2 separate regions of the Homo sapiens genome follow, and region 1 is linked to region 2. Evidence: read pairs that join two places in POLR2A ChIA-PET (ENCODE). Cell type or tissue: GM12878. All regions are shown on one strand. Links, peaks and the distances in the headings refer to the core of each region. The heading gives the core; the rest is flanking DNA.

What was found. Peaks named below come from ENCODE experiments on the same cell type or tissue, not always from the same donor. Only the 100,000 strongest peaks of a DNase experiment are listed, where the experiment ranks them.
Region 1: POLR2A ChIA-PET joins it to region 2 with 6 read pairs; 3 of 35 experiments call an interaction of 5 or more read pairs at or near these places.

The regions. Positions count from the first base shown.
Region 1 is chr6:118,483,940-118,486,871 of GRCh38, reverse strand. All of the region lies in intron 6 of CEP85L (centrosomal protein 85L), which reads left to right. LOC105377971 (a long non-coding RNA gene) reads right to left here. Exons shown (of 5, transcript XR_001743824.3): 4 at 1,403-1,486; 5 at 1-375. Among named protein-coding and RNA genes, the nearest start is that of PLN, 63 kb to the left of the region's middle. In GM12878, for the core only: no CTCF peak of the experiment used is centred there; a DNase peak (open chromatin) is centred at 1,091; H3K27ac peaks cover 278 bases.
Region 2 is chr6:118,555,522-118,558,453 of GRCh38, reverse strand. The region is part of intron 3 of CEP85L (centrosomal protein 85L); the gene reads left to right. All of the region lies in intron 1 of PLN (phospholamban), which reads right to left. Among named protein-coding and RNA genes, the nearest start is that of PLN, 8.7 kb to the right of the region's middle. In GM12878, for the core only: no CTCF peak of the experiment used is centred there; no DNase peak of the experiment used is centred there.

The sequences.
Region 1 (2,932 bases), core at 153-2,652, 71 kb after region 2:
GAAAAAACAATGAGAGAGAGAGAGATCAAAGATGTTAGAGTGGGTGCATAATGGAGCAAGTTCGGGAAGGGTTGGTAACAGATGCAAATATGGTAGAGTTACTCTCCGAAAAGAAGAGGAGTAGCTTCTGTGGGAGTGAGGCAATTAAGAATGGAAATGTACATACCAGAGAAATTTGAGGAGAGGGGATAGATGTAGAGGGCAGAGTTTGTGTCAGAGCACATGGAGATGACTTGAGTTCTTCAAGGGAGTGCATAGATTAGGAAGAGCAGGCTCCTTGATAACAAATCAACAAACAGCACTTTGGGTCCACACAAGATTGGATCATATTGTTTCTTTTGGCATTTACTCTGTAATCCTTATCAAAGACTGATTCTATGACAGAAAAAACAATGTGGTAATAATAATGTTACCTTTGAGTTCTTTCTTATAAAAGCCAGATAATAAAGAAAAGTAACTTTGTGAACTTCTTATAAAACATGTCCTTCCTATTACCTTCTAGGAATGATATCAGTATTGCGTCATACCTCTTTGAAAAGAAAAACTTAGCCTTGTATTAATAGAATAGAGAAGATTTATTAGTGACACCTCATTTATCTGGAGGTAATTAATGCAGTTCAGACTTCAGTAACCTCTGTTTGTATGGGACAGCACAAAACTTGGCAGTTTTAAAAAAAAATGAAACACCAAAAAACAAAACAAAGAGCTTGTCATCTGTGAGCAGGCTGAAAAAAACCCAAGACCCAATGAATATGTATGATCAACATGTGACCAACAAATAACAGAGACAGTGTCTCGTAGGAGAGTGTTGGCAGCAATTTGTGATCAAGGGAAGCAAGCTTGACATGACAGCAAAGAGAGTTGGACAACCAAAAGAAAAAGAAGAAAAGTAGGACATCTTTGCACACAGACAGACCTATTCCAGTCATTGCTTTTTGAGGCATCATTTTGTCACATTGAAGACATTTAGACAGTTGAGTCCAAGTTAGAGAGCATTAAGTAAACATAGGTTGGTTTATCATGTTTACCTCTGTAATGTACAGGGTCATTTGCTAAGGCAAGAGCAGGCTTGGTTGATGGGGACCAAGCACAGCTGGTTACTAAAATAAGAACCTGATAATGAGTCATAACAAAGAACTGAAAGAAAGTTGATTTTCAGTCAGATGATCTAGATTCAAATTCCACTTCTGATTTTGTGACTTGTTAAGTCACTAAAGATCTTTGGGCCTCATCTGTAAAAAGGGAATTGTATTATATGGTCACCACCAGTGCCAACAGTATGTAAGGTTTTCTATTCTGATAGATCACAGGGTAAACTGTCACACCAGCACATTTACCTTTAATCCTAAGAAAGCCCCAATAAATAATAGGATGTGTTTGTCTTACCAGTGTTGCTCCTTACCAGAGGTCATAAGTAGATCCTAATGTCACTGGTGAAATGAATAATTTTTCCACATGAAGTTTTAAAAATTGTTATACATTAGACCTGAAAAAAATTAGAAAATACATGAAAGAAACTAGACTGTGAACAAGTGTTAGCTTTAATAAAGTTTGAAAGAATAATCCATCTTACTGCTAATTATTGCCAGTTATTTTCCCAGTGAATATGGGAAAACACTGTAAAAATATTTTAGAACCCTGTAAGTTTTGAAGAGGATTAAATGGTTGGAAGATTGTTAATTTAAGGTAAATAGGAGTAAATATGAAAGAGCTTTGACTATGAGATATGAAATTTATAGATGATATATTTCATGTAGTAGGGGGTAAAAAGTACATGAAAATCTGACTTTCAGCCTATATAAATTGGGATTTACTAGAATCATTATCATGTGTGTACACACCATGTGTGACATAAGTGTTCGGTTACCATACTTTATCAATCCTAAAATGACATCAATAGTAAGACACCTTTATTTTGTGGTTTTTAGAAAGAAAATAAGCTGCAAATTCAATTATGACACAGTGCCTTAAACTAGTGTTGCTTGAGGTATGAATTGGTTTCACTAGTCCATTATCTGCCCCTAAGTATTTGGTGTATTCTTCCAGCTTTAGTTGCATTGTTTAGTACACTATAAGCAATTTCTCTGCAAGTCTGTTAACGTAACAAAATAGTTTTAGTTACTTGTAGTATCTTCCTCTCTTAGTTCCCATAAAGCATTTGGGTATAGTTATGCAAAAACTAAGAAATCGGAGTCATTCCTTCAGAGATGAATACTTCACTGATTTCAAAGGCTTTTTTTCTGTGCCTGTCTGGGCACCCAATAACATTGTTCCATACTAAATTGTAAGGTAACATTGTTTAGGCATTTTAGACATCATTTAAACTCAACACATAGTTTCTACATGTATATGACAATATTGAAATCACAAAGATATGAACAGCCTTGACCAAATTTGCACATGTGCAGGCAATAAAAACTATGTCATTACTGCCCCCTGGTTGATGACAATTTATAGGATGCCGTCCATGGTAAAAGCAAATATTCCCTAAACTGTTGATTTCAGTGACATAAATTTTTTTAAGTGTAAATCTTTTTTTGTTTGTTTGTTTAAATTGAGACAAAGTCTCGCTCTATCACCCAGGCAGGAGTGCAGTGGCACAATCTCGGCTCACTGCAACCTCAGCCACCCCAGTTCAAGCGATTCTCATACCTCAGCCTTTCAAGTAGCTGGGACTACAGGCACGTGCCACCACGCCCAGCTAATTTTTTTGGGTATTTTTTTAGTAGAGACAGGGTTTTGCCATATTGGCCAGGCTGGTCTCAAGCTCCTGACCTCAGATGATCAGCCCATCTCAGTCTCCCAAAGTGCTGGGATTACAGGCATGAGCCACCACACCCGGCAAGTGTAAATCTTAGAATGAAATAAGGTAAATCTTAATTGAGTTGCTAGTGGCCTTCGCTATAACCTGAAACTGTTGGTGAATTCAATG
Region 2 (2,932 bases), core at 343-2,842:
GACTTTACGCAAAACAACATATAACAAAACCATTTTTACCCTAGGCTGATTGATGTAAACAAGAGTTAAGTTCCTATAGCATATTTCTGGTCACAAAAACATCACCAAACTTCTCAATAAAGACCCCAAACACTTCTAATATTAAACGTTGAGAGAAATATGAACTATGTATACATTTAAGAAAGATTAATAAAAACCAGATAGGCCAGGTGCAGTGGCTCATGCCTGTAATCCCAGCACTTTGGGAGGCCAAGGCGGGCAGTTCCCCTGAGGTCAGGAGTTTGAGACCAGCCTGGCCAACATGGTGAAACCCTGTCTCTACTAAAAATATAAAAATTAGCTAGGCTGGTGGCATGTGCCTGTAATCCTAGCTACTTGGGAGGATCGCTGGAGCCCAGGAGGCAGGGGTTGCATTGAGCCCAGATCATGCCACTGTACTCCAGCCTGGGTGACAGAGCAAAACTCTGTCCCAGGAAAAAAAAAAAAAAGCCAACAAAGATAATTACCCAGTATTTGGTGAATCAGTGAGTAACAGTGGTTGTGGTGGTCTATTAAAAACATGGAATCATGTTTGAGAAATGAAAATTGTCAGGAGCACATCCAGCTCCATGCAGATCAAAAACAATTCAAATACGGTGGGATCTCTGAGTGCTTTTGTGCCATAGCGTTTATTGTCATGCATTTGTATGATCACCGTAGACTTTACCAATTTTTATTCGATAATAATTTGTATTCATCCATTCATTCATTTTTCAACCCTCTTATTCTGGTTTGGGGTGCTGGTGGCTGGAGCCAATCCCAGCAGCTCAAGGAGGGAGGAACCCACCTTGGATAGGAGGCCACTCCATCACAGGATACACTCATGTACACACTCACACTCAACCCAGGACAACTTAAACATGCCAGTGAACCTAATGTGCACTGTTTTGGGATATGGGAGGAAACCAGAGTCCCACAGATGTGGGGAGAATATGCAAGCCCCACACATACTTAAATGTTATAACAAAATGACATAGAAATGATGTTATTTGAGGACCTGCTGTATTTGGTTTAAGGTACAGCTTGTTTTGGGTTATTCTTTTGGGTAAAAGTTCTAACATATAGTTTCTTTAAATCTGTTACTCTGTAGATGTAATTGGTTTGATCAGTCACTGTATTAATAGCTCCAGAGCCAATCTCATAAAAAGGAAATGCATACAACAAATTGTTCCCTGGATCTTAATTTTAATCTAAAATAAAATAGTGTTAAATGGGAAGTGTTTTACCAAAAATATAGATTCAAATTGTTATTCCTTTTTATGATTTTATAGTTTTATAGAATGTTATCTTAAGTAACATTTTAATAAGATTTGATGTTAAGTACTGAAGACTGTCAAGCTTGGAACACATAGTAATTATTATTATCTCACTACCACAGACATATCCTATTTACAGACTTCTACTTAATAGTAGTAGTTTCCATCATGCCTTCTTTCAGAGATCCCACAAGCTATTGCTGCCTGTGGGGCCTATACTTTGATGATTAATAAAATAAGAATTTACATGTCATTACAGAAAAATTATATATAGACTGAAAATTAACTGTATTAACTGTCCAGAGATAATCGTTATTAACACTTGGGGACATTTTGTTTTCAATCAGTATACTTATGTGTCAATTTTGAAATAAGAAAAATGAAAAACGGAGAAAAAAAGTCAGTAATTAACTGCCAGACATAGTGACTGTTAACATTTGTTGATATATTATTGTTAATCAACATATTACTACCTTACCCCAGGTGTCAGATTTTATTTTCTCCTAAGTCCTTTTATACATCCCATAAAAGCCCATCTCAACCTGTTAGCCCATTCCTGAGAGAGGAAAGTGCTGAAGGGAGCAGAAGGAAGTGCTGAAAGAATGGCAAAGGGGAAGGTAAGTATCAGGCATGACTAGTTAGAACCCGGCATTTACTTTGGCAAAGAAACCATATGGTTTATGGTGTTTAGATTCTGTAGTGTTCAACTTGGGTCTATTATATTCTGAATTATATAGTAGACTGGGCATTTTTGGCTTGAGACTCTGTCCCCCTTCATAATATTGGTCTGTAGCAAGGAGTTCCAAACACTCAACTTCTATCAAATTTTCTTTCCTTAAAGAGTTATTAACTACCTGTATTTTTCTAGCATATATTCTTCATTGTCTAAACAGGTGGCTAAAGGCTGTTATTTAGGTTGTCTATAACACTTCTACTTAGAAAATAGCAGCTTATAAAAGCAGAACTACCATTCGACCCAACAATCCCATTACTGGGTATATATCCAGAGGAGTGTAAATCTTTCTGCCGTAAAGACATACACCCATGAATATTCATTGCAGCACTATTCACAATAGCAAAGACATGAACCGGCCTAAGTGCTCATCAGTGACAGACTGGATAAAGAAAATGTGGTACATATACACCATGCAATACTATGCAGCCATAAAAAAGAATGATATCATGTCTTTTGCGGGAACATGGATGGAGCTGGAGGTCATTATCCCTAGCAAACTAACATAGGAAAAGAAAACCAAATACCACAGGTTCTCACTTACAGGTGGGAGCAAGATGATAAGAACTTATGAACACAAAGAAGGAAACAACAGACGCTGGGGTCTACTTGAGCGGGGAGGATGGGAGGAGGCAGAGGAGCAGAAAACTGTTGGGTACTGGGCTTAATAACGGGATGATGAAGTAATACATACAACAAGCTCCCCATGACATGTGTTTACCTGTGTAACAAACCTTCACACATACCCCCAAACTTAAAACAAAAGTTAAAAATAAGGGACATAGCAGCTTAAACTTGACATATATTTAATGACTTTTGTTTGAATTCTTCAGGTAAAATATAAATAGATTTTCTTTTGTTCTTTATTGAGATTCATCCTTTAAGTTGCTTATGTTGATATTTG